Regions from separate parts of the Mus musculus genome. Here region 2 is linked to region 1. A link is a loop called in an ENCODE intact Hi-C map of the cell type or tissue named here. Cell type or tissue: heart. All regions are shown on one strand. Links, peaks and the distances in the headings refer to the core of each region. The heading gives the core; the rest is flanking DNA.

Evidence for each region. A loop is a pair of places that touch in the nucleus more often than their neighbours do. Peaks named below come from ENCODE experiments on the same cell type or tissue, not always from the same donor. Only the 100,000 strongest peaks of a DNase experiment are listed, where the experiment ranks them.
Region 2: it touches region 1 in a loop (9-fold over the local background); 11 of 42 quality-filtered maps call a loop at or near these places.

What each region holds. Positions count from the first base shown.
Region 1 is chr1:134,740,929-134,748,931 of GRCm38, reverse strand. It overlaps Syt2 (synaptotagmin II), which reads right to left. Exons shown (of 9, transcript NM_001355726.1): 2 at 7,894-8,003; 3 at 6,956-7,122; 4 at 5,303-5,422; 5 at 4,805-4,972; 6 at 4,381-4,548; 7 at 3,085-3,202; 8 at 2,045-2,178; 9 at 1-1,457. The coding sequence ends at 1,251. Among named protein-coding and RNA genes, the nearest start is that of Gm32670, 29 kb to the left of the region's middle. In heart, for the core only: a CTCF peak has its summit at 3,082; DNase peaks (open chromatin) are centred at 1,241 and 3,061; H3K4me3 peaks cover 453 bases; H3K27ac peaks cover 1,746 bases; H3K27me3 peaks cover 717 bases.
Region 2 is chr1:134,851,450-134,859,452 of GRCm38, reverse strand. The region is part of intron 13 of Ppp1r12b (protein phosphatase 1, regulatory subunit 12B); the gene reads left to right. Among named protein-coding and RNA genes, the nearest start is that of Gm32670, 81 kb to the right of the region's middle. In heart, for the core only: a CTCF peak has its summit at 4,923 (motif pointing right); no DNase peak of the experiment used is centred there.

The sequences.
Region 1 (8,003 bases), core at 1,113-6,112:
AGGAACGGAAGCGTGGGGCCTCTCCACAGTTTGGCCGGGGCCACTCCAGCTACCATCACTGAGGGTCAAAGGGTCCAGAGGGTCAGGAATGGGAGTTGCGAGGAGCTCTGCACTCTCCAGTTTGTCACTGTCCACCCAAGCTCCCCTTCTTGACACCTCCTCCTTACCTGGACCTCAAGGGAACTAAAACCCAAGCATCCCCTTAACAGGTCTCTGGCTCTGTGCAAAGCACTTGTCTTCAGATGGTATTTTTCCACTTACACAAAAAGGGAAACAGAGGCAAAAGCAAGATGGTGCGTGAATGCAAATGACCGCGCTGCTTGTACTCTGCAGGGACGAGGGACGAGGCAAAGATCCAGGAGCTTAATTCTAGGCTTTCTGAGTAATGGGACTTCTGTTTCTTCAAAGTTTGATGTTGTCAACAGGAGTGACATCCCAGGGCTGGCAGTCCCTGGTAGAGTCTGGCAAATCTGGTGAATAGTTGATTTCCACGAATGTCCCCAAAACCCCACTCCAGGGGGGAAAGCCATGACTGACAAGAGGGTGTCTATGATGGCATCAAGGGCTTTGGTCCCAGTTCTGAACCCATCCAGTATCACATCTCGCCGCCTTCCAAATGGCCATCCGCAAGCTCTCTTCTGGCATCTGACCGCTTAGGCAGTGGGCTTGCTTTCCCTTGGAGTCTCTGAAGACATTCTCCTCTCACATGGCTTCACTGTCCATGACTCATTCCAGAAAATGAAGAGAGATGTTCAAAACAGGCAGATGGGGATGGATGGGCACATACAGGTGTACACACACACACACACACACACACACACACACACACACACACACAATGCTGGCCACTATGTTGCCTTCACAGTCAAGAAACAGAATGTGCTTGCCATGTTGTTGGTCCAAAACCCAGGAAAAGCAGTTAGTGCTTCAACTGTCTGACAGTAGAGGGCCCCACTTGGGGTAAGGGGGAAACCGTGAAAGGGCATGCAACAAGGGCCGCTCCGGGGTCAATAACAGAGCCAGGCTTTTCTTTCACCTCTTAGGGGACTCTCTTCACACAGCCACCAAAAGGAAGTTGGTCTTTAAAAAGAGAAAAAGGAAGGAAAAACAGGACACACCGCAAACAAATGAAGAAACCTCTAAGGTCGCGTAACTGAGGTATTGATAGCTCTGGATCTCGTCAGTGTCCTCAGGGGGCGTGGCGCCTCGGGGGCGTGGCTCCTTAGGGGCGTGGCCCCGGCCGCTGGAGCCTACTTGTTCTTGCCCAGAAGAGCATCCACTTCTTCCTCAGGCTTAAGAGAGTGCCACTGGGCAATGGGCCTCCGAGGGTTGGCCAGCATGTCGGACCAGTGCCGCAACTCGGTGCCTGTGGCGTTGCTGCCTACAAAGATCTTTCCGATGGCTTCATTCTTGCCCAGTTTGTCGTAGTCTAGCACGGTGACGACCACCTGGACTTTCTGCAAGGCAAGCAAAGGAAGGAAGGACTTCAAAGGAGAAGTGGGAGCCAGTGACATGCCCTCTCCTCTGCCACTGTGCACTACAAATGATAAGGAAGTGCCTCCTGGTTTCTGGCTTCCAGTCCAACTCCAATTAAATTTCAGTGTAGAGGCCACCACTTTTTTTTTTTCTTTTTTTGGTAAGCAACCTATATATTCCTGCCAGTGGGTGTACTTGAACATACACAGTGCTCTAGGCACTGTAAGACCTTATGGAAGGGGAGTGGCCTCTAATGAGGTCAGTGGACACATAATAAAAAAACACGCAAGTGTTCCTCAAATACAAATGACTTTTTAAATACATATTCTCTCCTGTCAGTCTATACTGTAAATGGTATGGATATACAAAAATATGTAACTTTTTAAAATCAGTTCATGTTCAGGTAATGGAGGCCCTTCAAAAGGGTCCTCTACAGGGTCCCATCCCAGCACTGTCAGATCCAGATCCTTCCCACTGGAACGTACCCGGCCCATGGCTGACCTCTAACGCCCCATGCTTGTCTGGTTAGCTCAGAGCCCAAGAACCCAAGGCCCTCAAGGCTTAGCACCTGGATCTGCTCAAAGGGGATCTCGAAGCTGAAGGACTCGTTGAAGTAGGGGTTCAGGGTCTTCTTCTTCACTGTCGTCTTCTTCTTCTTGAGTCTCTTACCGTTCTGCATCAGGTGGATCTTCACATAGGGGTCTGCAGAGAGAGTCCCCACCCAAGCGATACCTCAGCTCCAACGGCCCTCCTAGTGTCCCCAGGTCTCCACCCTGCTGGAGCCAGGCCCCTAGGAAGCCCAGAGGAGGGACAGGAAGTCCCAGAAGCAGAGGGGTCATCTGGGTCGCGGGTAGGAAAGGTATTGGGCTATCTCTAACTGTTCACTTTTAGGCTCCTAGTGCACAAAGTTAGGGGAACTTCTGAGTTTAAGAAAGGCCTTGTAAGGAAGGGTGGGGACTACCTGGAAAGGTGCCTGGGCTGGGAGGTGACTGAAAGGCAAAGCACACTTCTGCCAAGTCCTGACCCTGCATATCCAGTCTTCCTAAACTGACCAGGGAGAGTCTGAGGACGCACAAGGGAAATGATCCAGCCAAGGGCATAGGTTTGGTCAGTGACAGAGCCAAACCCCAGCTATAAGGCTGAGGAGGCTCAGCAGAGGTAGGAGGCTTTACCATTGCATCCTGTGGCACAGGCTAGCCCTATGCCACGTTAGCCCTATGTCAGGTAACTCTGAAACCAACAGCATCTTTCGGAACAGAGATGGCAGAGCCTGTAGCCCCTTCTGGAAAAATATCCCCTACTCTTGTGGCATGGCAGAAAGACTGACTTTGGGTTAAGCCCTGCCCTGCCACTTCTGACTCTTCCTAAGAAAAGTTCTGTGTCGTTAGCTCATTTGGAGAACGAAATTCTTCTTCTGCCTTTTCCTCCATAGCCCATGGAGTGTGGCCAGAGGGTTATTTGTGAGAAGACACTCAGATATGGACAGGCAGGTGGGGGTGGACTGGGTAAGACTTTCTCTTCTTCCCCGGGCGGAGGGGGGGGGGGGGGGGTTAAAGTAGTGACTGGCTCACTGCTGCCACACACTGGCTCCCAGTGGTTCTGCATCACCTGAAAGGCCCCCTACATCCATCTTCTTCAGGTTCTTGGCCTCCAGGATACAGACGGTGAGCTTCCCAGCTGTGGGCACGTAGCGCAAGGAGGTACAGATGTCACCCAACTTCTCTGGCTGTCCAGGGAAAGAAGCAGGATTTAGGTCACTTCAGCTATCCAATGGCCTCTAGTGTGGCTGACCCCATGTCGGCAAGACTGGCAAAGCAGTGACTTCTGCCTAGTTGTCAGCTCCCATGTCTGTAGCAGAGGTGGTCTCCAGCTTCCAACATCACTACCTCACACTGCAGTTCACAGCCATGGCCTGGGGAAGCTGGCGTTCAAGAAGGCAGAGGACAGGCTATAGCGGAGGGACCTGACAGGCCTGGTGGATGTAGGGTATGCTCCGATCCCCACCAGGCTCTGTGAAAGGGGCACAAGAAGCAAGTCTGGGTGGCCTAGTGGTTAGTGAGCTTCTTCCCTGATCACCCCTACCCCCGCCATCCTTCGATATCAGCTACGAGGCTTGCAGGGCGATGTGGTTCTCAGAGCACTTCCCTCTCCATATATTATGTCACTTAAACCTTTGTGTGACAAGGCAAGGACACTTTGTAACCAACAAGAAATCCAGGTTACCAGGGAGACCTGTTCCTCAGAGTCAGACAGCAGCATAGCTTTGGGCAGGAAAGGTCTCTGGACTCCTGACCTAAGGCTCCGCTGACACCCAGTTTCTCAGAGATGGGGCCGCCAAGGTAAGGATAAGACCAACCATTCATGCCCTCCTTCAGGTATGCAGACCCTCACCTCTAACAACAGGCAAAGCCCCATCTATCCTGCACCTTTACTGAGCACCGTGCAGGCTGAAACGGGTCACCCGTGCTGGCAAAGTAGCTGGAATGGGAGTTCTGGCACACAGCAGATGAGGGGTTGGTTGCTGTAGCTAGAAGATAAGCCAAACACTGAGAATCCTATCGAATCAAGGCTGGCTTTTCTGGTGGGTAAACTGAGGCACAGAGTCTGATGGGCAGTGGGACCTTAAAAGGAAAAATGATAATGTCGTCCTTATATTTCATGGCTTGCTTGACAGACACCAGGAGCTGTACAAGGTACTTGAGATGGGCAGTTAATTCCCAGCTGGAACCATCTGAAGGAAGGTGCCAAAGCCTCGGGTTAATTAGCTTCTCCTGGATCATCAGCCAGGCTGTGGGGAGCTGGAGTCTTCACCAGCAGACCTGACTCAAACCGCCACTCCCCCTGTCACACATGTGGTGGGCAAGCCTCAGCCAACAGTGAGAAGCCTGGTCTCGCCACCCTTACCTCTTCCTTCTCTCCGCCTTGTAGGTCTCTCCATTCCTCGATGGGCTGGCCAAGGTCCACTGTGTTCATGGGTACCTTCACCTCCCCGATGATGTCATGCTTAGAGAAGCGGTCAAAGTCATAGATTGCCATCACCAGGGTCTTGCCTCCTAACTCCTGGTATGGCACCTGTAAAGGACAGACTGGGTCAAAGTGGCTTCGTCACTTCCAGAGGACGCTATGGGAAGACACCAGGAGCGTAGGCCTGTGTTGCTCACAGGTACCAGGCAGACTGTAAAAACCAGCGGGTAAGATGGAAGGGAGGATACTACATACAGTCTGTGCCATACTGAGCATATCCCAGGGCTCCAGCCACGGCTGGGGACCAGGGCAAGGTGTGCAGAAACCAGGGGCAGAGTGAGATAGAGTCGTCGGGTTCCATCACCTTGAAAGTGAATGTCTCATTGAAGGCTGGGTTCAGCGTCTTCCGATGCACCTTAGTCTCATATTTCTTCTTCTTGTCTGGGAGGAGGAAGACTTTGACATAAGGGTCTGATGTGCCACCCATGTCCAGGGCTGGGAGTTCCGCAGCCTGCAGGACACCCACGGTGAGCTGTGGAGAAAGAGGATGTGTCTGAGCCTCTGGGCTGCTCCAGCACCTGATCTAGTCCCAGACCGGGCTCCTGCCAACGCCCCAGCCTCACCCCAAGTGGGAATCTTGGGAGTGGGGCTGGGCCGAGTTCAGCCAGTAAGTTAATAGCAGAGTTCATCTAAAAGACTTTCCCCAGTAGAGGATTATGGCGGAAGCCAAGGTCAAGGTTAAAGATATATATGTCCTGTGGCTTCCAACTGTCCCACTCCACAGAAAGACACACACGGCCTACCTGTCTCTAGGGTAACCGCTTCGACCCACACCCCATCCCCATTCCCCAGGCCCACACACCTGGTTGGCCTGGAAATCATAGTCCAGAGAAAACTGCAATTTGCCCAGGTTCTCTGGCTCTTTCTCCTCCTCGCCTTCACCTTCTCCTTCAGTCAGGCCTGTCTCTGCATCATCGTCATCCTAGGAAGGCTGCAGGTAGGAAGAAAGTTTAAAGGAGAAGGCAGAACAGCCCTTCACAAAGACAGCAGAAGCCACCCCAAAGCCCCCAAAGTGTGACTCGGAGCACTTCCAGGGATGCTGTGGGAAGATCCACAGGCTTAGGGTACAAGGCAGGCAATAGAAACCAACATTCGAGGGGAGGAGAGAGGCCTAAGCTGGGCTCAGCTCCTCTACAGCCCCATACTAGGAAGACATGACTCTGGCTTGGGCAAGAATCTCTCCTCCCTGTGGGGCCAGGCACCACACCACAGGCTAAACAGCTTCTAGAGACAGGGGGCTCACTTCCCTTGTAAAACCCTCTCAGTCCTTTGCCCAGATCAGATTTACCCAACCTGGATGAGACATACCAGGATTGCAGTCCAGTCAGGAACAGGACGAGTCCAAGAGGCAGAAAGAGAAGGAAGTGGTATAAGAGAAAATCCTTCCACTCACACGAGCCCTGAAGTCATGGCTGCTTGGTGAGTTCAGGCTGGGCTGCATGCACACATGCTTGCACACACACACATGTATATACACAGGAACAAACATGCATGCACATACCCATGCATACATGCATATACACACTAACACACGCACATGCATGCACACACATATGTATATACACAGAAACACACATGGGTAAACGTACTCAGACATATAAGCATATGCATACTAATACATGGGCAAACATATACATCATCCATGTGCACGTGCACACATGCGTGCACACACACACACACTGCAGGCTTTGAGGTCCAATAGGCACACGGACAACACACTGCAGGCTTTGAGGTCCAATAGGCACACGGACACACAAGCATTCAGAGGCCATCCTGTCCCTTGGCTTCTTTTGGCTGCTTAGTCCCTCCTCCCAGCTTTCAATATGATGCCTTGATTTTGATCAAAGACTTCTCCCAGTCATTCCCCAAACAGACAACAGAGGACAGTGGTGCCCCAGACTAAACTTAGAGGAGATTTGCTAAGGGACCTGCTGAAACCAACACCAGCAGGCTGGGGTTGATACATCATTATCTGAGAGTGATGGATGCCACATGGTCCTGTCCTAGTGCCTTCGAACCTGCCCCTCCAACCACCACTCATCTGAGGCCCGCCCCCGCCCAGCTAGATGTATCTGTCCTTCAGTCTCTCCTGGCAGGAAAACTCAATGTTCCCCAATAGTGTCTTCCTGGTGATCGTCATGGGTGTCTAGCACTCTGTCCCAGTGGCCTCCTTGGGAGTCATACATTGTTCCCTTATTTTGCCTTTTCAAGGCTGAGCGCATGCTGACATGTGGGTAAGTCCCCTCCCCTTCAGCAGGGGGTGGATGACCTGATAACATAGGTGTGGCACTGGGGCCCATGTAGAGGGTGTGGCCCCTGCTTAGAGGGTGGGGGAACAGCTCACACAAAGGAGGGACGGGTTTAACTGTGGAAGCCCAGAGCCTTTGCCTCACCTTTCAGCACCAGGAAAGCTGGGCAGGGCCCCTCCCAGCCCAGCCCCTCCCCAGCGTCCTACCTGGCCCCCTTTCATGTCCTTCATGTTCATGGCGTTCTTCATGCCTTTGCCCTTCTCCTTCTTGTTCTTCTTCTTCTTGCAGCAGCACTTCTTACAGATGCAGAAGCAACAGGTGAGCAGCAGGAGGCCAGCAACCACAGCCATGGCGATCAGAGCCCAGGGGGGCACTGCCGACACAGAGAGCCCCAGGGTAGACACTCTAAGCCTCACGGCCCTCATCCCAAAGATGGGCATGTGTGGGCTGGGACTGGGACTCCCCCATTCTCCTGGCGTGTGTGTGTGTGTGTGTGTGTGTGTGTGTGTGTGTGTGTGTGTGTGTACTTCACTCTTGACTGCCCCCTTGTGGACACGGCCTGCTGAGTTAGCAGACAGCAGTATATGTGGAAGAAGAGGGAAGAAAAGTTCAGGCTGTTGCTGGGGTTTTCTGGCTCTACTTCTCCCAGAAGGCTGCCCTTGTTTAGCCAGAGGGGCCGGAGAATGCCTTCCCCACTCCCTATGATGCCTGAAGCCCTGGCTCCCACCAGTGTAGCTGACCCTGCACAGCAGACTCTGGTTCCACACAGAGAGCCTTTTCCAGGTGTTCTCAAAGCCTCATTTTCCACACTCCAAAGTAAAGCAGTTTCTAAATGCTGCTGAAACCCTGAATAAAATTGTATATTACACCTTTTATCTTCATTTTTTTTTTTTTGAGGAGGGATTTCAGGTTGTACTTGAAATTGAACTTGGCTCCTATAGCTTGGGATGTGTAACATAAACTCCCTTGGTGGCTTCCTCAATTCCAGATCACACTCCCAAGCCATGCCTCTGGGGTGGAAATCCAAACTGAGACCCAAAGAAAGAAGCCAGCAGATCCCAGCCCAGTGGCTTCCCGCCTCCTCTGGCCTGACATAGGCTTTCCAGGCTAGCCCAGTAACCCTCCTGGCCACAGGGCCACTCACAGGGGATCTTGTTGATCTCATTGAAGAATTTCTCCTTCAGCTTGGCGAACATGTCTTCTTGGCTCTCCCCAGGACCCGTGCTCTCTGTAGAGTTGTCGGCAGGTGCGACG
Region 2 (8,003 bases), core at 2,080-7,079, 110 kb before region 1:
AGGTCTCACTTAGTAGCTGAGGCATCTCTTCTCAGAACTGTGTGTTCTGAGCTGCCATGGCCAGCCATGATCTTGAATTCACATCTCACAACAAAATACATAATATGATTTATTAATTTTAAGGAGAAATGGTCTTGGGTTTACTAATGTCTGCTTTCCTGAAAAAGCTGTAGTGTGTTCAGCTGCTACTTCCTTTCTTTACATGATGGACAGGAACGAGAAATAGGTTCCTTACTCTAATGAAAGTCATAAGTAAGTTGAAGTCATAAGATTGTATAAAGTCTTCACTTATCATCGGCTAGGCCCTCTTTTCCTCTATATTGAAATATTTCAACTTTTGAATTAAAATAATACCCATTCAAAAGTAAAAGTTTGATTCCAGGGCCAGCCTGTCTTGATTTGTAGCCCAGAATATAGAACTAATCGCTACCCTCCATGTTTTGGGTTGACATGGGGACTATAGAAACCAGCAGGCTCATCTGGCTCTGAAGGGCCAGATGATTTGACTAGCAGACTGCAGGACAGAAATGGCAAGTAGCCAGCAGTTGGCAGATAGCTCTGCAGGGACACCACGCTAAGTAGCAGCTGTCACAATCATGTAGTGGTCAAGTTCATTTTCCAAAGCTCCAAGTTTTCCTTAGCAACAGAATATAAATAATTCCCCGGGCTAATATTAGAGCTGATAGTGACTGACTGTCTCTGCCTGCCTTTTCTCCTCTTTGTATCCCTGCTCCCTTTTCCCTCCCTCTGACCAGCCCTGAATTTTATATCACTTTCTTCCTTCAGATGTCCTTCCTTCCATCCATCCAAGAAATGGCTATAAATAGTTTGTTTCCACAGAAGGCTAGAATTGCTTGTCCCTCTGAAGAACCCACATTATACTCAGCTCTGCTTGCTTCTCAAGGGGTGACCTATACTGACTGAGTCATCCATCTACCCTCATCCCAACCTTCCTGAGTCCTTTGGAGTCTATTAAACTAGGTAGTTATTCCAGCTAATGTGAAGCTGTCTGCAGATTAATTTGATATCATCTTTGGAATGTTAGAAATTTTAAAACATAATTAAGCCATCATTTTTAAAAACACTTAAAATTATCTCTAAAACTATGACAGTTGCCAATTAAAGAAAAGGTTTTATAGTTTCCCTATTTCTCTCCATTTTTGCTCTAAAATGTTTTCCTTGTCTAAATGTCTATAGCAGAGTTGAACCTACTTTTTCTTTGTTGATGTAATCTTTTTTCCCTTGTATGAATCTTGAGCAAGAAGAGAGCAAAGTGTACATGACAGTAGGTGAAATATACATTGAAAATAAAATAGCAGCCGGCAGTGGTGGTGCACGCCTTTAATCCCAGCACTGGAGAGGCAGAGGCAGACGGATTTCTGAGTTCGAGGCCAGCCTGGTCTACAAAGTGAGTTCCAGGACAGCCAGGGATACACAGGAAACCCTGTCTCAAAAAAACCAAAAAAAAAAAAATGAAGAAGAAGAAGGAGGAGGAGGAGAAGGAGAGAAGAGAAGAGAAGAGAAGAGAAGAGAAGAGAAGAGAAGAGAGCATCAGCTGACATCCCAGGCTACCCAGAAATTTTCTGTGAAAGGAAAGGTCAAAGCCAGGTACAACAGAGCACTGAGAATGCTTGAGGCAGGAGGATTAGCACAACCTTGAGGCCAGCTTGGGTCTGTCTCAAACCCATCTCAAGAAGTCCAAAATTAATAAGCGAGAGAAAGAAGGAAGGCCAGGCAGTGGTGACACGCACCTTTAATGCCAGCACTCAGGAAGCAGAAGCAGGCGGATCTCTGTGAGTTTGAGGTCAGCCTGGTCTGCAGAGTGAGTTCCAGGACAGCCAGAGCTACACAGAGAAACCCTGACGCAAAACAAAACAAAAAAAAAAAAAAAGAAGAAGAAGAAGAAAGAAAGAAAGAAAGAAAGAAAGAAAGAAAGAAAGAAAGAAAGAAAGAAAGAAAGAAAGAAAGAAAGAAAGAAGAAAAAGAAAGAAAGAAGGGGAGGAGGGAGGGAGGAAGGAAGGAGGAGGGAGGGAAGGATCAATTAGTGTCACCAGGCTTAGTGGTAACTGCCTTTGTATCTATTAAGCCATCTTGTCAGCACAATATAATTTTTGAATTAAGGTTGCATACATTGTATTTTTAGGCACTGCTACAGCAAAATTGACTATAAAAATATTAAACATTTTGTTTATATGCACTAGAAAACCCAAAGACTTGCTTTATTACAGTGACATTCATTTTATTGTGGTAGTTTGGAATCTCTGTAACTGATAGACAAGGAGGTTAGACACAGGTAAGTGAACCCACATGAAGAACGCAGTCTCACAACCTGAGATACAGGATTCCTACAGCATACAGGGTTTACAAATTAAATGAGATAAGCAGCCTGAAGTCTAAAATAGTGGCACCATTTAGACTTTTGGGTAGATTTTATTTCAAATCGATTAGATTTAGAGAAGCTAAGCACAGAAAGACATTTTTAATAACAACATGAATACTGTCAAGTAAATTGCTTTGTAGTTTGTATGAAATACTTGTTTTCCATCAATTATTATTAATCCTCACAACAAATTTACAAAGAAGATATTCTGAGCTCTCATTTACATACAAGGAACAGGTTAGAAAGGGAACCTGCTTTACCCCAAATCACATAGCAAATACCCAGCGTGGTTTTTAAGAATAGCCAGCTTAATTAGAACCTGTGTTTCTTCACATTCTTAATGAATATAAATAGACATAAGGATGTAAGGAACAGACCCAAAGGTCAACGTAGTATGAGCTAATTAAAAATTTCAGGATCCAGGAAAGCTTCTATATTTTAATATGAAATTAATACTGTCTATTATCCTTATGTTGAATGCTAATGATGCACAGGTATTAGTTTGTACTGTTCATCTTTTTTATTTGTCTTAAATATTATATAGTCTAAGTTTTAACTAATCAAAAATCACTGTCAGATAATTAGGGTATTACTGAGAGAAGCTGGGTTGTGTAGGTGAAGAATAGAGTTCAATTCAGCTAACCTTTATACTGAATGAGGACATTATTTGAGGTCTAGGTAATAAAGGCTGTTGATTCATTACTAGATGTGAACTCCCTTATATGATGATAGATGATATCAAATTAATCTGCAGACAGCTTCACATTAGCTGGAATAACTACCTAGTTTAATAGACTCCAAAGGACTCATAGCTGGATCCATAACGAATATTAAATAAAAATAAATATTTTTCTATATATAAGAAATTTTTTTCTAATTGATCTTTATGCTTAGAGGACCAGTTTCTGGACAAAATTGAAAATTAATGCAGAACCAATCAGTTTTAAAGTCATGTCGAGTGACTATTTAGTTCTGCAAAGGAATTACTCTTTAGTCTCTTTTTCCTTTTTTTTTGTTTTTTGTTTTGTTGTTGTTTTTTTGTTGTTGTTGTTTTTTGAGGCAGGGTTTCTCTGTGTAGCCCTGGCTGTCCTGGAATTCACTCTTTAATCCCAAGTGTGGGATTAAAGGGGTGCGCCACCACTGCCTGGCTCTCTTTTTCATTTTTATTTGTGCATGTTTGTTTATTAAGATAAGGTCCCAGTATATATGCCAGACTAGTCTAAAAAATAGTAATCCTCCTGCCTCAGCCCCACTTACCTGAAAGTGTCCTTTTCCCTCAGTTGTCTTTATCCCATCCTTCTCTTCCCACATCTATTTTGTGTCCTTGCTTAGGGCATTACTCTGTCCAAGTAGAAAACAGACCTCTCCTGAACACGCTCTGCCTCATCTCCCTCTTCCTAGTTGTCCCCCATGCAGAGCCTCCCCATGCCGGAGTGGCTTTAGCTCCTGTTCTCTGCCTAGCAATGTCCTGCTCAGTGCCATGAGAACTCTTTATTTTTTAGCTTTTTAATTATATTTTAACATTTAAAACACTTTTTAAATTTAATTATATTTTGAGCATATTCACCCCCTCCTCCAAGACCTTCCATAGCCTCTCCCCACCTCCCCACCCAACTGTAAGTTCTTTCTCAAAAAAACAAACAGTAACCCAATATAACAGCAAAACCACAGCCAAAAAGAAATTTAAAAACACTGAACTATATCCAAATAAAAGCACACACACACACACACACACACACAAAACAAAAACTGGAGAGTCTATTTTAGGTTTCTCAATTACTCATGAATATAAGGGGTGAGTAATGTACCCAGTGCCACTTTATTGGAGAGAACGGATTTTTCCTTACCCAGCAGGAAACAGTAGCAGTTCGGTTATTGACATTTACTGTAGTGATTGGATTTTCATTCATTCATTCATTCATTCATTCATTCATTCATTCCTAAAAATTATAATAAAATAAAATATAACCTAAAATAAAAACCACCTAATTGAAGTTGGCCATGACAAACCAACAGAAGGAAAAAGCCCAAGAGAAGGCACAAGAATCAGAGACCCACTCATTCACAAACTCAGGAACCCCATAGTTGTCTGAGTCTGGGATACCTCTCTCAGTGATTTTCTTAGTTTCATTCATTTGCCTACAAGTTCATTCTTCTCTTAAAGGACATCTAGGTTGTTTCCAATTTCTTGCTTTATGTTCATGGTTGAGCAAGTTTGTCTGTGGTAGGAGGAAGCTTTTCAGTTTCATGAGGTCCCATTTATATATTGTCGGTCATAGTGCCTGTGCTAATGGTGGTGTGTTCAGAAAGTCTGCCAGTGAGAGCTCCTTCATTTTAAATACCACTGCTTACTACTTCTGCTCTCCAGCTCCAGGCTGAACCCAGAATTCTCTTCACAGTGCTCTTAGGACAGTTTTGACCAATTAAATGGCAATGTGTTCCTTTTTGTCCCTGCACTGTGAACTTGTGAGGTGGCTTTTTAAGTGAATTTTCTTATCACAGAGCTGAATAAGTAGACACTGGATCAGTTGTAGGATCTTCTCTGCCCTCCAGGTGGCAGCAGAGGAAAGCCAGTTGAACTATTTGGATGTATGACATCAAAGAATCTAGTTTGTGTTTGAATCAATTTTCAGAGGAGCACATCTCCCATATTCCATTTTAACTCTTTTAATATTGGAAAGCAAATAGCTTCTAGCACATGAAGGCCCTTGTGGATTTCCTGGTACTTCTTCAGAGGACAGCAACCAACACAGGGTAGATTGCTCCCTGGCTTTCGAGTAGGATGCATACTTTACCTTTCAACAAAGCAGTTGATGTCTTCCAGGCAAGCTTTGTAACCTTTCTAGTCCGAGCTTCTCCACAGGCTAGCTAGTTTGAGTTAGGGAATATATAGATAGCATAAAATTCTAAAATTATGGGATCCTGAGTTATCAGTGACTGTCTAATGAATGTCCGTGTGCTTGGTGGTGTGCTCAGAGTATCGGTATAGTAGAAAGGGGATGTGCCATACCTTGTACTCTCAGGGTTGAGAATCTATAATACACTCATTTCCTCCCTCAGTTCAGCATTATGTGCAGGCAAATATATTAGGATTTCAGAAAAAAGCAAGGTGAATGATGGAGGATCGTGTAATTAGAATAGGCTTCATGGAGGTAGAATTTGAGTCAGCATTTATATATATGAAAGGCTTAGACTAGAGGAATTAATGATTTTGAAAGTTTACTGTATGCCCCATCTGCTTTTCCCCATAGTGCATGTTGAGAATCAGATAGGATAAAGAACTTTTGAGTAATCAGAATTAGTAATGAAAAAAGCCGGAATTTAAAACCACCGTCAGGACTCTGCTGCCATTCTTTGACCTCAGCAGGACCACAAAGGTATCTCAGAGGTGGGCCTGAGCTGGACCATTCCACACCAAGAGCTTGCCAATGTGAGCATGATGCCCGGATCTCCTGATGTCTCTGAGGGACTGGCCATAGCGTTCCATGGAAATTCGTATTAGGGAGCAGTCAGTTCGGGATACACAGCAAATGGAGACTTTCTATTTTCTTTCAAATCTGATGGAAAGTGCAGGGCTTCAGAAAATCAGAAGAGAAGTTGCTTTGTACATGTTGGGTCAGGATGCTCGCTCTGGAACATTGGGTAAGAGAGTTCTGTTTAAGAAGTTTTTACAAATAGGGCTTAGCTGAGGGCAGTCACCCGGACGATTGTTCCTGTTCCTCTTTAAATAACAATCTTTTTTCCTCGGGGTCTTAAAGTAACTCTGGGCACTATATTACTCTTTGATTTATTTCCTCTTAGGAAATCCCAGTCTCCTAACCTGAGGCGGGTGGATGGAGGGTGTGTTTCAGGGTCCCCATGCTCTGGTGCTGAAAATGGCCCGCTGACCACTGGCATGGATGTAAACTGTAGTGGCACTTCAAGTGTCCTTCAGGAGCCAATGTCCATTATAATGAAGTGAGCTGTGTTCAACTTATGGTACACACGATTCATAAATAATGGGAAGTAACCCACAGCTCTCTGACAGATGTGCTCTGACAGATAAGATTTGTCCTAAGCAGGCACCATTCTCCCACACTGTACACTGACGCTACCAGCTTCACCCTGCTTAGCTGTGTGCTGCTCTTGGAAAAGCCCTCTGACTTTACTGTTTACTCCCTAGCTTCTTACTCACTCTTCAGCCTACTAAAATAGAAGTTCTTCTCCACCTGCCAGCCAGTGACATTGCTCTGCCAAAAGCCATGTCCTCCTCTTCCTTCTTTTTTTTTTTTAATTTTTTTTTTGATTCTTTGTGAGTTTTACCTCATCTACCCCAGTCCCACTCATCTCACTCATATCTGCTCTTTACTCTTGCAACCCCCCCCCCAAAGAAAACACACACGCACACACACACAAAGCATAGAAAAATATCTCATCATGGAAGCTGGAGTATGTCACAGTGTGTCCCATAGTATATCCCTCTGACCACACATCTTTACTTGCAAATGGTTCGAGGTTTCTGGCTTCTCTGACACCATCAATATTGAAACCTCAGGATAATGAGAGGTGCTGCATAAGGGAAACCCAGGTTATCTCAAGAACATTACTGACCCATGCATACATCAAGAGCCAGCTCCATTGTGCTTTCAGTCAAGGTGCCCAATTTCCCAAGTGCTGCATTCGGTGAGGGGTGGGGCCAGCTCTAGTGCTCACAAATCCCCGGGGCTGGCTCACTCTTGGCATTCACCATCAGGGCCAGCTCCACTGTATTACATAGGCGTCTGCTTTCCCTAGTGCTGCAGCCACTGAAGGGACCAGGCTAGCTCTCCTGCTATCATGGCTAACTCTATTGACTATTGCAGGTGATGAGGGAGGATGGCAGAAATCCCTGTGCGCCCATGCCACCTCACCACAGATGAGAGGCAGGGCCAGCTCACTAGCTCTCATGACCCCAGGGCCAGCTTTCCCAACTGCCACAGGTGGTGAAGGGTGAGGAGGGGACAGCGTCACCCCCCAACCCACACTACCTCGTGGCAGACAAGTGGCACAGCCAGCTCTCCCTTGCTCTTGCCTTCAGGACTGGCTCACCCATGCCCCCTCGACCAGACCAGAACTGCCTAGGCAAGGTGCAGCACCTGCTCTCCCAGGTGCTACAGCTAACAAGAGACAGGGCCAGCTCACCTGCTCTCCTGACCCCAGGGCTAGTTCTCCTGACTTCTGCAAATGGTGAGGGGCAAGAGGTGGGGCATCACCCCTGCATTCATTAAGGCAGAGCCAGCTCTCCTGTGTTCTGGTCCTGGGTCTGGCTTACCTATGCCCTCTTGACCAGGGCCAGCCTTACTGTGCTGGTCAGGCAAGGTGCAGGGCCTGCTCTCCCGACCGCGGCAGGTGATGACAGGTGAGGGTATCACCCCCATGCTCATGCTACCGGTGTCAAGGTAGCTCTCTACACTCTGGCCCTCAAGGCTGGCTCACCTGTACCACCACCACCAGGTTCAGCTCTGCTGTGCTGTCCACACAAGATGCAGGGCCACTTCCACTGTGTAGCCTGAGAAAGGCACACAGCCCGCTCTCCAGAGTGTTACTGCCAGTGAGAGGTGGGGCCAGCTCTCCAGAGCTCTGGTGCTGTGAGAGATGGGTACAG